Regions from separate parts of the Mus musculus genome. Here region 2 is linked to region 1. Evidence: chromatin loops called from intact Hi-C (ENCODE). Cell type or tissue: left cerebral cortex. All regions are shown on one strand. Each heading gives the region's core, and the rest is flanking DNA. Links, peaks and the distances in the headings are about the cores only.

The links. A loop is a pair of places that touch in the nucleus more often than their neighbours do. Peaks named below come from ENCODE experiments on the same cell type or tissue, not always from the same donor. Only the 100,000 strongest peaks of a DNase experiment are listed, where the experiment ranks them.
Region 2: a loop joins it to region 1, with 2.5 times the contacts of the local background. A loop is called at or near these places in 4 of 42 quality-filtered maps.

The regions. Positions count from the first base shown.
Region 1 is chr4:24,840,309-24,849,060 of GRCm38, forward strand. All of the region lies in intron 1 of Klhl32 (kelch-like 32), which reads right to left. Among named protein-coding and RNA genes, the nearest start is that of Gm31379, 6.4 kb to the right of the region's middle. In left cerebral cortex, for the core only: no CTCF peak of the experiment used is centred there; DNase peaks (open chromatin) are centred at 5,433 and 5,991; H3K27ac peaks cover 1,080 bases.
Region 2 is chr4:24,791,175-24,799,926 of GRCm38, forward strand. Klhl32 (kelch-like 32) reads right to left here. Exons shown (of 11, transcript NM_001163020.2): 3 at 1,443-1,623. Among named protein-coding and RNA genes, the nearest start is that of Gm31379, 56 kb to the right of the region's middle. In left cerebral cortex, for the core only: a CTCF peak has its summit at 3,883; DNase peaks (open chromatin) are centred at 1,538, 2,937, 5,214 and 8,058; H3K4me3 peaks cover 282 bases; H3K27ac peaks cover 414 bases.

The DNA of each region.
Region 1 (8,752 bases), core at 606-8,605:
GAGTAGGGAGGAAAATGTGGCCAAGGGATGGGAGGGGCTGGGGGGGAGGCAGGAGGGGAGGAATCAAGGGTAGACTCCTTCAAAACACATCATATGCACGTATGAAATTCCCAAGCAATAGAAAACAGAAGCTGACTGTGGCGCAAGTTGCCATGTCCAACCCTGGCTCCCAAGTTATACCTCCTTGTAGAACCACTTGAACTGTTTTGAATACACAAACAATTCTATACCAATACAGATTCTAATATAGCATCCATAGAGTATTTATAAATTATATAGAGAAGATCCGGGGACCTTGATTTAATGCAGCTCTGACTCACTCTGAAGGTCAGCTTGATCTTAAACGCCACACTGGATCTCTCTCTAGAACACTGGTAAATTTACTATTCTCCAAAGCAATGACCAGTCAGAAGCTAACAGAGTATTTACTTTGTATTTTATATTAACATAATTATTTATTTTAACGTAAAGGGTATATATAAGTTGATCCCTACAAGAAATAATGGGAAAACAGCATGACTTTTCATTATCCAAACAGAGAGGAAGCAGCAGAGGGTTATTCCAACTAGGCCCACCCCAGGCTTCCTCAGCTTCCCGCAAAAAAAACAAAAAAACAAAAAAACCAAAAAAAAACATGGCCTGTAGGGGGTTGTGGACTCTGCCCAGGAACCCAAGCAATCATAGATGGGAAAGCCTTAAGGTAAATGCCTCATTAACTGTGGTCTTGCCCTCTGGAAACCTTGGCAGCCCAGCAACAAATGACCTGCAAACTGGCCAGCATTGACAACTTCAGCATAACATGAAGCAGAGTAGGGACCTGGGACCTGACAGCTCTGAGAAGGATTATGAGGGCAGACAAAGAGAATTTGTCATAAAGTAGCAACATGATACTAAGACTCACACACTAGAATTTTAGTAAAAAGCCAAGTTAAATGCTGTATTTTTAAAAGGCTCACGCTGTGTTGTGAGTTTCTCAGATGGCATTTCATCTATTAAGAAACCCCATCTGTAGCTGACAGTAAATACCCTCCAGAAATGAGAAAGTGCTCTCACTTAAAGCCAAAGCCAATAAGCCATGCCCAAATAAAACCAGACTGTAGGTAAGTAATGTTTTCATAGATGAGAAGCCCAAAATTACTTAGGCTTTGAAATTACAAAATAAAGTAAAAATTAAAAATAAAAGAAAGAAGAGAAGAGAAGAGAAGAGAAGAGAAGAGAAGAGAAGAGAAGAGAAGAGAAGAGAAGAGAAGAGAAGAGAAGAGAAGAGAAACAATCGGGCATGTCAGTTCAAGGACAGGACACTAGGAAAGACTAGAGAGTAGGCTAGTGTAGCAGGCTAAAGGGTTTGCATCCATATCACAGCCTGCCCTGAGAGCAGCATTTTCATACAGTACCAAACACCATAAATGAGGAAGCAATTCAAAGAGAAACTCTAGCAAAATTCATCTCTTCAAATCAGATCATTACCTCAATTTTAAACCTTAATTTCCAAAACAATCTTCTCTCTCCTAGAGAAGAGCTGAAAAGAAATGCACCCTTTCCACATTTCCACTCGGCTGGTTTCTTGTTAGTACATTTTATAAGTCTAGTAGTGTGTGTATTTGACATTAACAGAAGACCCACACTCCTATCTTCTTGGCTTCAACCTTAACCACAATCCTCACCCCCACTGTAATTAGCATATCCTACATAATTGTATAAAGCATGGTTTTTTTCTTGTTTGTTTTGTTTATCAGACATTGTTGTATACACTTTTAACTCCAGCACTAGGGAGGTATAGGCAAGCAAATCTCTATGAGTTCTGGATCAGCCTGGTCTACTTAGTGAGTTTCAGGTCAGCCAGGGCTACAAAATGAGACCCTGGTCTCAAAAACAACAACAAAATCTATATTTGCAAAGAACCCATAAAGAAGTTTATGTGCCACAGGTTATTTATTTCATTTTAAAAACTTATTTATTTTATGTGTATGAGTGTTTTGTCTACATGGACACATGTGCATCAGTTGCATGTCCGGTGCCCTCAGAGGCCAGAAGAGGGTATGAGATCCCCTGAAGCTAGGGCTGCAGACAGCTGTGACCTGCTCTGTAGGTGCTGTGAATCAAGCCCAGGTCCTCTGCAAGAACAAGTACTTTTACTCTCTCTAGCCCCTTTACTTTTATCTTTGAAACAGAGTCTACATATCCCAGATGGTCTGAAACGCACTACATAGTCAAGGGTGACCTTGTACTTTTAATGTCACAGCCTCTGGAGTGCTGGAGTGACAGGCAGACACCACTAACTATTTAGGTAGTGCTGGGGACTGAGCACAGGGCATCAAGTATGCCAGATAAGCATCCTAACAACTAAACAACATCTCTAGCCCAAAATGATTATTCTTACCATTAACAATTTCTTATAACTTTCTTATTTTAGGTGTATAAACTAATGTTACTTAAAAACTCCCCAAATATGTATAAATGAAATTGTAACATTTGTAAAACCCTGAAATAAATGAATACATGCACACTAGATACAGGCAGAGCACACCTTTTCCTCTGGGCCATGTCTCTTAGTCTAGTCAGTGAAGAAAACAGAGCTTGGCTTGGCCTGTGGGTTCTTAAAATGTACTGCTAAAGGCAACTTCCTTCGAAGGTTCTTAGCAATCACTACTACAAAAGTCACTACTACAAAAGTGCTGACTGCTAGCAGACCCCACTGCTATCTGGCTTGACCCCAAACCCATAAACTGGGCAGTAATCTTGAAAGAGTCAAGGCACGCCAGCCTCCTTTGTATTCCTAGGTCAATAAGACCCAACAGATGTGTAAAATGCAGAAGAAAAAAAAATTACCCCTTCAAGGATGAGGGATTCCTAGCTGAAGGTCTGGGAACAAAAAGGAAGAAGTGATGCCGAGAAAATGTCAGACCCAAGCAGAAAGTGTTCCTTAGGGGAGGAGAGTGTTGCTGAGACTTGACAGAAAGCCTGAGGACCTTCTTTTCTTTGAGCTGGCAAGTTTATGACCTTTTCATAAACTTTACATACTCCATCATGAAAGGAAATTGCTAGTTGTCTAGAACAATGTAAACAATCCGAACCTGAGTCGCAGAAAGGCCAGATCTATCCCTGCCAGGTATTGCTGGGTGATAACAGATGGGGGCCCATCGAGAGCTCTTGCAGTAGAGTTCCCTAGTGGTACCCACTGAAAAGGAAATCGACCTTTCATCCTTTTTTCTCCCCACCCTGGGGTGCAGGGTTTGGGGGGGTGGGGTGAGGGTGGGGCAAGAAGAAGTTCCAGGGGCTGCACAACAGACCAGACATTGAAGTGACCAATTTCAGCAAGTCACATCATTATGTAGAGTGAGCAATGCCATTAACACCAGGATATGTTCCTTTCCCTGAGACCGGGAGAGCTCACTCAAGCAGCACCCTGGTGATGGGTTTCCTCTCCAAGATGGCACTCACGCCTAAGAATGAGACATTTCTTACAAGGTGCATGAAACTAAGAATCGGAAGGGTTAGAGGAAGGGAGGGAATTGATAAGTTGTGGGGTTTTGTTGTGTGGCAGGGACTGTGTTAGATGTTGCACTGAAGATTTCATAATTTGAGGGCAGCCCTGCCACATGCTTCCAGTTAGGAACTGAATCCTTAAAGCACCTTGAGGTGGTACCTTTGGTAGATAATTAGGATAAAATGAGATTATGAGATAAGGAACCTCGTGATCACGTTAGCAGTCATTTTTTTTGTTTTAATGATACAAGAAGAGATGCTTGCTGTGCCACAGCATGTGATGACGTCTGTCATGACAGGATGCAGCAGGAAAGGCTTCACTGGATTTTGGTACCAGGCCTTTAGACTTCCTAGTGCCCAAAATGTTAATTAAAGAAGGACACATGCTCCACTATGTTCATAGCAGCCTTGTTTATAATAGCCAGAAGCTGGAAAGAACCCAGATGCCCCTCAACAGAGGAATGGATACAGAAAATGTGGTACATCTACACAATGGAGTACTACTCAGCTATTAAAAAGAATGAATTTATGAAATTCCTAGCCAAATGGATGGACCTGGAGGGCATCATCCTGAGTGAGGTAACACATTCACAAAGAAACTCACACAATATGTACTCACTGATAAGTGGATATTAGCCCAGAAACTTAGGATACCCAAGATATAAGATATAACTTGCCAAACGCATGACGAAGACCAAAGTGTGGACACTTTACCCTTTCTTAGAAATGGGAACAAAACACCCATAGAAGGAGTTACAGAGACAAAATTTGGAGCTGTGACAAAAGGATGGACCATCTAGTGATTGCCATATGCAGGGATCCATCCCATAATCAGCTTCCAAATGCTGACACCATTGCATACACTAGCAAGATTTTGCTGAAAGGACCCAGATATAGCTCTCTCTTGTGAGACTATGCCGGGGCCTAGCAAACACAGAAGTGGATGCTCACAGTCAGCTATTGGATGGGTCACACGGCCCCCAATGGAGGAGCTAGAGAAATTACCCAAGGAGCTAAAGGGAACTGCAACCTTATAGGTGGAACAACAATATGAACTAACCAGTACCCAGGAGCTCTTGTCTTTAGCTGCATATGTATCAAAAGATGGCCTAGTCGGCCATCACTGTAAAGAGAGGCCCATTGGACTTGCAAACTTTATATGCCCCAGTACAGGGGAACGCCAGGGCCAAAAAGGGGGAGTGGGTGGGTAGGGGATTGGGGGGGGGTGGGTATGGGGGACCTTTGGGATAGCATTGAAAATGTAAATGAGGAAAATACCTAATTAAAAAAAAAAGAAACCATGGTTCTTTGTACATTACTACGTTCCTATATTCCATTATTAAAAAAAAAAAGATTAGGATGAGCTATAAGGTAGGTGACAGAAATCCCATTATAAATGCAAAACTGAGGTGCTGGAGAGATGTCACTTGGTTGTGAATCTCGGAGCCCAAAAGTACCAGATTTAGTATCCAGCCCAGGCTTCAAGACCATGACCTGCTTGTTCCAGTCTTCCTTGCACTTTCAATAGTAAGCCTAAAATAATAAATAATACAGTTTCCAAGTGATGATTTTAAATGAGGGATCAGAATTTGTCATAAAAAATTGCAGAATGCCTCCTCCACTGCTCTTATTGTCTGTGCCATTAGCATCAAATGTGTTCCCACAGAAGCAATCAGCTGGGATGGAACTGCTTATTCCATCAATATCCTGCACGCCAAGTCGGTTGTTCTGTCGGGGTGGGGAGGAGGGCGGTGGTCCTGCTTCTCTTTTACTGGGCCTGGCTCATCTGAGATGGAAAGCAGAATGTATCCTGCCTCAGATAAATGTGTAGGGGAACATTGAGAATCCATAAGATTTTCTTTCTTCATTTAAAAACGGTCTTACCAGGCTGGGGATTTCAACCTCGCGGCGGAAAAGCTATTTTAGACAGATGTACATTTCCTGATGCCGTCCCATATGTGGAGCTAGTATGCTTCCAAGCTGAGTTTGTAAGACTGTTACTTTATTTTACATTTTTTGGAAAAAAAAAAAAACTTCACCAAAATTTAGAGTGCCATATGTGTAAATCAAGAAATTAAATGCATCAGTGCACTGCAGTGTGCCTATGAAACAGGGCAGGGATGAACTAAGAATAAGATGAAGATGAAGCTTAAGCTTAAGAATAGAATAAGAGATGGGGCCAGTGCTTCCTCCTGCGCACCAAATCTTAGGTCAACCACTCTTGCAAGGCAGGTCTGGGAATAAAGGACCCAGTTAGAAATGCCAAGACCAGGAAGAAGATAAATGAAATTAATTCCATTTGTTAATTCCCAATAAGGAGAAGGAAAATGTTCTGGGGTAAATTCAGAAAACTGCAAACTGGAAGAAATGTTAAGCCAAGAGCATGGCAAGAGAATGCTCAAGCTATCTCCATGGTCACCAAAAAGCCTGGAAACCAGTCCCTATCCCTTATGCAAGCCTCTAGCTTTAAATGACATTTGCTATTTTACTTCGCCATCGTTGGCAGCTCTCGTAGCCAGTCACTGATGCAGTACTTTAATCCATGTGAAACTTCCACAGACTATCGCTCATCTTTCAGGTCTCCATTATAAACATGATAACTCTGCTAAAATCAAAACAGGCATTTGCAGGTCACTAAAGGTTTCCTTCTAGATTTGAACACAGCTATTCTAATCCTTGCAGAGAACAGGAACAAAGAAGCTAACATGAAGCTCACAACTCTCCTTACTTGTCCCACAGATGACATGAGCCTTTATTCAAAATACACGGACCATTACAATCTTGATCTGAAGGACTTGGGAGAAGAGCCAGTCAGTCAGTAAGTGTGTGCTTGCTTTGCACAAGTGTGAGGACCTGAATCAAGAACCTGAACAGCTGGGCTTTAAAAGAGTCATAGCAGGACATTCATACAATCCCACTGGGGAGGTGCAACTAATAAAGGATCGCTTAGCTGGCCTTTCTGACCTAGTGAGCTACAAGGTCAGGGACAGATCTAATGTGGTGGGTGAGGAATGACAGAAGAACACTTCTAACCAACACGTAGACACATCTCGTTCCCACACCTCCGCAGATGAACACATAAACAGGCACACACACACTTTTATCTGCAAAAATACCGAAATCCGTGACTCCCAGAAGAAAGTATTAGACTTCATTATCTAATTTACCAGAATCTCTTATCGCATTTATGAAAAATTATCTGCTTATTTGTTCACTTCCATTAAGTTCATATAAAATACCTGCATATACTTTTTTTCTCGTTTTTTACTTAGTTCATGGGGAATTCTATACCATATGCTGATCAAACTCATCCTGCCTCCACCAACTCCGTCCAGATTCACCCCCTTCTCCACTCACCCAACTTTGTATCCTCTTAAAAAAATAAAAAAGCTATTACGTGCAGTTTGTGCCCTATATGCTCTTGGGCAACAATATCATGAATGAAATTAGGGTATTTATCATTCTATGTAAAAATACAAACTTACCATAATACTTGACAAGAAAAAAAAAAGTGCTGGATCTACAGACAACACCAAGAGCATGCTGTTTGGCTAGTCCCCTGCCGTCGGAGCTTTTACAGAAGTGGGTACTAGACATGGATTGTCCTCCAAGTCTACAATGCCTCTCCTGATCTCTTTCAGCAACTTGCCTTCCATCCCAGTTCCCTCTTATGGATCTTGCTCATGTGTTTCTTCCCCTGGCTTCCCCCAGTCCCTCATCTACAATGAGCTCAGCACTTTGGCTCTAACTAGGGCTATCCTCTAGTTCCTATTTCCAACTTGAATAACTGGCAGAGCCTTTCACCTTTTAATGGATCAAAAGGTCTGCATTTACATAACCAAACCCAGCCAGCAATTACAGTCTTAATGCCTCTCCTGTAGGACTGAACTAATCCCTACAGTCAGATTTTTTTTTCTTGGCAAAAAGTTCCTTCATGTCTATGCTTCAATGTGATCCTCTGTGTGAGGGACGGGCTGATGCTGTGGGTCAAGCCTAGGGCTTTAACCGTGCTACACATTCTATTACTAGGACAAATTCCCAGCCTGGGATAGTACAGTTCTACTATACATTTAACACATAACTGCCTCAATTTTATAATTATGCATAGTATGTATATTCTATAACCTCGACTAGGTAACTAAGGACAAAGGGAACGCAAAGAGCAAAGGAAAGTTAATGGCTTAAGTTTTCCTTTCATTGTTCTAGTTTCATATTCTTCATCTATAACATGACAATAAGGCAGCATTTTATGAGGACACTGTACATCCAGCAGGAGACTGATGCAAAGTAGCATGTACACAGCGGGGGCTCAGAGCAACGCCTCTGGAAGCAACGGGATGTGTGTTCTGAGTCCTGGGGAAAGACATGAAATCTCCAGAGGACTCAGGACTGTGGCATCTTGCAGTATCCCGTGATGGGTTAATTACTTAATGTCTTAATAGAAAGTATGCTTTTGAAAACCTACAATGGAAGATTCTATTCTATTCTTCTGCAATGAGAATTACAGAGACTGGTTCTCGGACCTCTCACAAATGCAAGGTGTGTGGGCGCTTGTCCCTTAGGCCATAGCCTTTGCATACAGCCTATACACGTCTTTGCATTGCACGTGTTAAATACCTCTAGAAAGTTCTAACACCTAGCACAATCCCAACACACGTAAACAGCTGCTATGCTGGCCTTGACTAGTGAGGGCTGACAAGGGAAGGAAGTCCCATACGTGAAGTGCAGACACCATCACTGTTCCAAATACTTTTCATCTTTAATTGGTTTCTGGAACCTGTGCATACAGATGGCCAGTCATATACAGCTGACTTTTTATATACCTCTTAGTCCTGGATCAAGAAAAGAACAGGCCAGGAATTTAAGACATTTCAAACTATAAATGTTTTTGTTTCAACATATACAAAATTCTCACCAATAAGAGTTTTTGGTTTTTTGACACAAGAGTTTCTCTGTGTGGCGTTGGCTGCCCTAAAACAACCCTGGACCTATTGACTTAAGAATGGACTTAGAAAGCTGGGTGTGCATTTGAGTTCAGAAGTCAGGAGGCAGAGCCAAGTGGATGAGTTCGAGGACAGCCTGTTCAAGAACTACAGTTCCAGAATATCCAGTGCTATGCAGAGCATTGACTAAAGTCCTTAAAGTGTCTGTCACTTTCATGACAAATGTAGTAATTTGAATCCCAGAACCGGATAGGACCTCAGCCTCAGTACTGAAGGACCATGTACCAGGAGGGCACAGATGGCCCAAATAGATTTTTAATGTG
Region 2 (8,752 bases), core at 300-8,299, 49 kb before region 1:
ACTCTAAGGAGAGAAACTGAAGGGAAAGAGGTTTATTTTAGCTCACAGTTCAAGGTACCCATGGTCAAGGCAGCAGGAACTGGAGGCAGCTGGCCACTGTCCAAAGGAGAGAGGTGTGCATTCCACTCTAGGGCTCGGTTTGCTGTCTCCATCTAATACAGGGTCCCCACCTAGGAAGCAGCCCTTGCCCCAATTAAGGTAGTTTTTTTTTTCCCCCACCAGCATATCCAAAGACCTATCTCCCAGGAGATTCCAGAGTCTGCCCAGTTGACAACACAGTAAGAGATGGGGGTTGGGGAGAAGGGAGCGATTAGGAGGAGTAAATGAGAATTGAGGGGAAATAACAGGAGGGAGAGACAGATGGTGAAAATAGATGATACATTTAAAAGAACTTGCTTTAGAATACATGGACAACAAGGGAGGAAGAGGACGAGGAGAGGGAGGAGGACGGGGGCAGAGGAGACAACAAAATGGCTCAACAGGTAAAGGACCTTGCTGTACAAGTTTGGCAGCCGGATTTGATCTCCAGACCCCATGTAAAGGTAGATGGAAGGAAAGAATCAACAAAGTTGTCTTCTGGCTTTCACATGAATACCTTGGTATGTGCACCCACACACATCATGCCTGCATCATATATACGCACATGCACACATGCACACATACAATAATAATGTTCTTATTCCACCTCTGTGTGGGCTGTATGTTTCTATGTCTGCATGAATATGGGCACATAATATGGGGATCTGAAGTTGAGGCCAGGAATCTTCTTCAATTTCTCTTCCACTTTACTTTCCCTTTACTCCATCTGAGCTCCACCCAGTACCCACCCACACTTGTATGGCTGCACTTTAACCACTTGGACATCTCCTCAGCCCCCAAATAATAAGTTTCTAAAATTAACAAACAAATGTCAAATGCCAGATATGCAAGTTAAGAACTGTGTTTATTATTTAGTTACTTTCTGAATCCTAAGTATTTACTCTCTAAGATTTTGTTTCCTTATATGTAAAAAATGGCAGCCTTTAATAGCACATGCATTCATTTGTACAAGGTGTTTGCATGATAATTAAATGAAATATAAATATAAAAGACCTCATCCACCCTGGTTATATCAGCACACATCACTCACAGCTGGAAATCAAATTTCAAGTTCTAGGAAAAAAGAACCATATCTTCATATGCCATGCATGTCACTGCCACACCATTCAGTGCTTGTTAAATGTATTAGTCAGATGCAACGGTCTGCTTCTCATTGCAGCCACCCAGCCCAGTCCAGTGAATGTCCCACCAGGGTCCTGGACTCAGTTCTGTCCAGGAAGGTACACAGGTTCTCAACACTTACAAATCTGCCTTCCGCCATGTAGTTGGCTCACGGCCTAGGAAAGATCAGGCTGTCCTCTGTGCACTGACATCCTAAGACAAACACATCCACCTTCACTTACCCGGAAGTAGTCACTGCAGGCTGCTAGGACCGCCTTGTGAGCGTGGAATTTCTGTTCCTCGGCGATCAGGGTCACGTCGCAGAGAATGCCATCACTTCTTTGCTGATTCAGCGCCGCCAGGACCGTGTCATTGTGAGTTTCCGAGTGGCACAGCCTCTGGCCCGTCAGCATTTCTTGAATACTACAAAGGAGAGTAATGAAGCCCTGTTTATGCCTTTCACCGGCTCAGCTTCCTGGGGCTCTCTCACCCGTTGGGCTTTGGGGAGGCTACTTCTAGTGCCCTGTGAGTCTGACCTTCCTGTTCTCAATTTTGCCCTCTCTGTTTTTTGTTTCTTTGTTTTCCTTTACTCTAATTTGTTCCTCTGCCCTATCCTGGGACTTTTTCTCTTGGTAGCTCCCTGGGGTTTTTTATTTTGGTTTTGATTTTGCTAAGGTTTAACTTTGTGAAAGTCTACATGTGTCTGTGAACCTATGAGCCTGTTTCTGAGTTCCTATTTCTTCAGTGTGTGTGTGCAAACCTTGCTTTATGTGTTTAGGTGAGCATACATTCCCACGTGTGGCATCAAACACAGCATCAGTCAGAACTTGGGAAACCACCCACTTCACAACAAATGTCAGAAGACATTCATTTGGAATAAATGGGGCACAGTGGCATAGAGCTGCAATCTCAGCATTCAAGTAGTTGGGAAGCAGAAAATTTCAACACCAAACTTGGCTACATAGTAGAGGTCAACCTGAGCTACACGAGACCTATCTCTGTGGTGGGCAAGGTGTCCTTGTAAATGAAAAAGACTATTAAAAGTTAAAAGTCAAATATCCATTTCCAATGTCTAAGTAACCACTGTACTGGATATATGAGTAGACTATTTTTCTTTTTGCTTTGTGAGATTGCTAAACTCCTATGATGAAGCTTTACCACTTCATTTTCTTCCCCCATCCGAACCTATTTATCCTGTGTCCTTTCAAAAGTCCTACCTGACCTTCAAAGATTTTCTAAAATGAGACAGAAATGATGCCATGAACTCACAACACAAACTGAATTTATACATGTCTATGGACAATTCTAGCTTAGATCATCAAAAATCTCTCTACATTACTCCAAAACCTTACAAGTCCTGGGCTCTGACTAGTGAGCTACGTCATTACTAAATTGCAACCAGAGGATGACAAGGGTGTCTCGCCCTGTGTCCGAACAGTGAACTCCTTTGAAATCTGAGTAAGAATATCTAAGGATGCCTGAGCATGCCCGCTCCCTACCTGACATTTCTGTGCTCTGCTCAGTGCCAGTGTGAAAAAGTGCTATTCAGAGGAGACAAAGTCTTAGCCACACTGTTGCTTTATTTGACAGGGCTCTGCCTTACTTCTGCCAACTGGCTGGTGAATTAGAGTTAAATACAAATCTCTACCTTACAATTAGCCTAATTCTTCCTGGGAAAAGCCGGTGCACTCAGCAGGCTTTATCAAACATTTCATGCTGGGAAGCACCAAAGACCAAACTATGGAAAGAAAATAACTCCAGAGAAAGTGAGGCTACAGGAAGTTCTTGTGGGAAGGTGGAAGGATTATTTTCAGCAGAGTCTGAAAGGCTCACAGCCATTGAATATTCATCTGTGGCTCCCGTGGTAGGCAGGCTTTCAAAACCAGTAACTGAAAGTCACTTTCGGAAGCATAAATAGTTCTTTATACAATTTTCTATGTAACACCTAGAATGCAGATTAATTAGTATCATTAAGGAAAAGACACAAGAATTCCTTATCAGCAAGGGGGAACGCTAGGATAGCCTGAAAAAGCTTTTCTAAAGTGATGACATTTTCATAGTTAGCAATTACATTGCTTACAGTTTTTAGCCAATTATCCTACATGATATATAATTATTAATTAACAATTTAGTCTTCCTAGTAACCCTAAAAGAAGGTACCACTGGCACCTATGTTTTACAGATAAGATTACCAAAATTCTTGATCATGAATTAAAAAAAAGAAAAAAAAAACAATGTTAAGAACAAAATGGTATAACTCTTTTTTCCTGCTTTAATAGAAAAGTTATCTGTAAGAAAGGTCTGCAAAACTTATGCCCAAGGTGACAAAAGGTTCAAAAGCTCCTGTTGAGTTTATATTTATATCATACATAAGTAGACTTGAAATCAACCCTTTTGAGTAATATATGAAAGCACATTTTGCATGCAATAATCACAAAATTATGCAATCATGCTTCAAAGCTGTTTTCTTATGTACTAGGACTAACATTTTGAAACAGAAAATGAGTTTTAGTATTATAACTTTAGAAACTATCTTTTCTCCTCTTTTATGTCACCGTAAATGAATTTTGAAATTTCATTTGTAGTAGACTAAGAGAACATTAAAATACTTGCTTTAGCTGGAGAGATGGCTCAGGGTTTAAGAGCACAGGTTGCGTTTCCAAAGGTCCTGAGTTCAATTCCCAGCAACCACATGGTGGCTCACAACCGTCCATAATGAGGTCTGATGCCCTCTTCTGGTGTGTAGGCATACATGCAGGCAGAACATTTTATACATAATAAATAAATCTTTTTAAAAAATTTAAAAATTAAAAAAACACTTGCTTTAAATTCTTTTCCTATTTCCAAATCTAGTGCATAATCCACATCACTATTAAGCCTGAGCCAGTGTTTGCACTGAGATATCTGTTGGAAGTGAGTAACTCCTGGCGGGAAAAGAGCAACTGTGAACTGCAGCTTGGCAAAGACTGAAGGGCTGCGCTCTGGAACAATAGTGATGCTCCCTGCCTTCCCAGACTTAAGAGCTCAGCTTGGAAGAGTCACCCTTAAAGAACACCATAAGCTGGTATTTAAGACAACACTTGGCAGAAGAGCCTAAATATTTTAGAACCAATATGTTATGAGTTCTTAAAAAGCAAAAATAAATACTCTGGCATTTGGCAAGAATTCAAAGGCCCAGTAATCAACAAGTCTCAACACATCATCCTTGTATTCGCAAAGCAGTCTCCCACTTACCTCTCAGCTACAAAGCTGCAAAAGCCCTCACCTCTGCAAACCTGACAGCACACCTGTGCACAGGACAGCGAGAAGAGGTGAGGCTCACTTCACCTGGCTAATGATCGCAGACTGAGAACAGAAACCGAAGGCTACGGTGTATCAAGCAGACATTAAGGTGGGAGCAGACGGACACTTGTCACTAGCTCCCTCTGCCCTGAGAAGAAATGGCAAACCAGCATATTCACCTCCTAGGTCAGAGCAATGTCTTTTCACTACTGGGAATCAAACAAACAAAGGAAAAACTGCATCAAAAACTTTCCCCATAGCTGGGGAAAGACCTGAGAATGGCTCCACATTTTTCAGGGGAAATTCAGATTTGAGAAGATGCTTAAAACTGGGAAAATTCTTCCATGAAAAAATGGTATGGCTCAAAATCCACAGTTAGTACTGTCTTCTGTGGGAGCCCAAGATCTGCATTACTAAAACAGGTGTCACTAGCAACCTGGGGCTGCTGAACTCTCTCAGTAGGCTAGTGCAAGTTAAGGTGTGCTGTCAAAAATGATATGAAAAAAGGACTCAATATATCTCATTAATACTCTTATACTTAAGACATAAAGCTTAGGCTGTGACTTGGGACACACTGATTTATATGAAATACATCACAGAGATTAATCAGAGCTGTCTCTTCAGTCCTTATTTTAAATGTATCTACTTTAAACTAGACATGCTTCCTGTCATGACTCCATTTCCAAGTCCACCAGCTCACAGGCACCCTGCCAGGTTACTCCAGGCAAGCTGCCACTGTCCGAGAGCACCATTTCTGCATCTCACAGGACTGGCCTACCCAGGACTCTGGATCACAGTAGGAATCCCAGATTCCCTCAGCAGCTGATGGACATTAGTAATGCCAGGGAGTTAGCCCCAGACTGGTCACATACCAGCATCCAATAATGGGGAGATTCATTCATGAGGTCCCAGGGAATAGGACTAATCATGACTTTGAGCCAGTAACTTTCATTCTGGAACCAATCATGAAAAACGAGTAAATCAAATGCAGAGCACGCTTCTGACAGTGGCCTCCTGCTCATCCTGAATGTCTGCTTTAGCACAAATGGCTACTTTGAGTGCATAGAGTTAACTCTTCAATCCCAGAAATCCCAACAGCTCTTATTTTCATTTATTCACTTAACTGAAGTCAGAAAGTTCTTAAGATGTAAATTCTAATACAACTCTATACTTTTCTACTTTACATTTCAAATGTAAAAGTTCTGTAGATTTCTCTTTTAATGTTTACCTACCACTCAACAGGGTAAAGATATTTTTATACATTAATAGTAAAAGAATGCTACTTATTTATGTGGGCAGGCTTTTAACAGATTTGGTAATGGGATTAATTTTATTTTTATATAATATTTTATAAACTCTATAAAGTGGATGCTAAAAATAAACATAGCTATAATAACAAGCTTAGATTAAGACATTTTGCACAAGTAAGAAATATTAAGACTACGGAGAAAGAAGTTTACTTATACACCAACAGCTTTTTATATCCCTTCCCTAATTCCTACATATAAGAAACATTTATTCTGCCTTGATATTCTAGATGCTGGAAATAAAATACTGAATAAATAAAGTGTGGTAACGGCCATCACAGCATATTCAGTGTATCAGGACAGTGGCACACCAAGTAAGTACTCTCAGCTTCCCAAAGGAGAACTAGCTAAGGTGCAGATGGATGAGTTACCACCCTGAGACAAAGAAGAGAAGATGTACGCAGGAAAAGAGGACGGCAAGCTTTGGCCTGTGTCAGCAAGGAGCACAGACAGACTGACACACTCTTCTACAGAAATCAGTGGCTGAAACTGGGGGTACAAAGGAACTGAGTAACCGCAGCTGAGGTGATGACTCACGTAGGATGTGTGGGCCAGGGCAACCAAGAGCCATGGCAAGTCTCAGAAAAGCTCAACTGGATTGCAGTCCCAAGAGCACTTAGGGAGACTGGGCCAGACTGGGGCAGCTTGGGACCACGGCAGTAGCTGAGGCCTCTCTGAGCCCTGCCCTGAAACATCAGGACAATGCTTCAGAGAGGTGAACAGATTTGAAAGCTACTCATGGGGAAAAGTTAGGAGTCTCGGTGACAGGTTAGATATAGATATGGATGGGAAGGGGGGCGTCTCATGGAGATGCTCCTATTTCAGGTTTATAAAACTTGATGTCCCAACAGTAGGGCAACTGGAAAAGAAGAAAATAATAAACTCATTTTGGGATATGTTAAATTTGAGTTGTCTTAAAGACTTTTCTTTCTAGGGGCAGATGTCAAAAGCACAGCTTGATTCATGGGTCTGAAGCTCAAAACTCAGCCTCGGCTAAGGAGAGAAACAGAACTCAGGTTTCTCAGAGAGAAACCGACAGAGCCCAGCTGTCCCAAGAGCACAGTAAAAGCTGCTTGCATGGAAAAGGCCCCGAAAGCACAGAAGCAAGTCATGGCTTGCTTTGCTTCTTAAGGGGCAGGAAATAGGAACCCCAGAAACAGCTGTAAGACTCTGGGCATCTGGGGGCTTGTTTGATGTAAAGACTTTTATGAACTGATCTGCACTGGACAGCATAGATTATTCAGTTCATCTGAATGAAAATTCTCACAGGCAAATGCCACAAAAACAACTGAAATGGAAAAAAATTAAAGGTTGGGCAAAAGTTTCAGAATTTAAGCCTGTTAAGAAGAGAACACAGCAATAAAATGACTCCTAACAACCATTCTGCTAACTCACAGACCAGCCAGCTATCATCAAAGGAGCCTCCTCCTGCTGCAGCAGACGGAAACTAATACAGAGATTCACAGCCAGACAATGTGCGTAAAGCCAGGCACCACTTGGTCCTAAATGATTTGCCTCCATCAAACCCCTCCTCTCAGATCTCAGGAAAGCCCACCGAAGAGGAGATGGAAAGATTGTAAGAGCCAGAGAGCATGCAGGGATATCAAGGAAGTAAGGCTTTCTAGACACCCAATCCAGCAGAACCAAGGAACATCTGAACTCACAGAGATCACGGCAGCATGCATAGAGTCTGCACTTATCTGTGCTAGGTGAGGGCCCAGTGGTAAGACGAGAAGTGGACAAAAGTGCTCACCCCTGATCCAGAAACTACCTCAAGTTGATAATTGCCATTAATGACAACTTAGTTTTCCCCAACAGAATGTCACTGGGGATACAAACCACTCCTAAGGCCAGGTCCCATGGCTAGCAGCAATAGCTGGTCAACATAAAAAGAACTCAATAGCATCTATGGAGATACAGTCACGAAGGCAAATAACAGCCCTAGTGAAAAAGGTAAACCTGCAAGCTGGGAAATGAATCCACAGCAGGAGGAATCTCAGACATGAAGTGACTAGTGGGGATAACAAGATCCATGCTATGGCTGCGGTCTAATGTGGCTGGCTGGAAGAAAACGTTCTCTGGAGAAAAGCAGGCTGAGGATCCCAGGGCCTGGAATCTGGGCAGCTCTTCCATAAAAGGTCTGTGCTGAGGAGGAAGACACAACAGCATTCATGGTCTTGTTGCAACAGTTCCAAAAGGCATAATGGAAGCCCGAGAGGAGGGGGGCCAGGGCTGTGGGCGGGAGCAGGGAAGGAGATGACTCCACAGTGGAAGACAGGGCAGAAGGATGGGAGCTGATTACCATAAATTGCAGGCTTAGGGTAAGAAATCACTTGGAGAACACACAGATTCTGGTACCAAGGAACAAACTGTCTGACGTCGTACCATATAAATACCATAGTCCACGTGTATCATTTTGGCAGGGTACCAGATCTAGCATAGGGCTTCTCGGCCTTGGAATTAACTGCATTCTGAGACAGGTTAAACCACCTTAAGAAACCTTGCTCTGAGGACCAGTCTTAAACACTGTAAGATGTTTAGCACAATATGTAGCTAAAATCAACCGATCCCTGATGATAAGAAATACTGCTGGCCCTTGAACACCATTCCCTAATTCTCCACTGAGAATTGCTGACTGCAACAAACTCACAAGAGGCATAAAGCAGTGCTAGACCTGCTCTGGCAATGCCACCGACTCTGAACTGATTTTGGAACTAGCCATCTCTAATAGCTGCAGACAGCTCTATTTAATAGAAATATCTAATTCCTCACACTCTACAGCTATTCCTCAGTTCTATTACCTCTCTTCTTATTTCTTCTAGAGACCTTTGGACTGCTTCCTCAGAAACTGATGGGGACCGGCCTCCAGGCAGAATGGCCGCCACTTACTTTCCCTCTGGCTGCCTCTCAGACTTTAGACTGTGGAGCTCCCTCCCGCCTCGGTGCACCGCCCAGCTCAGCTC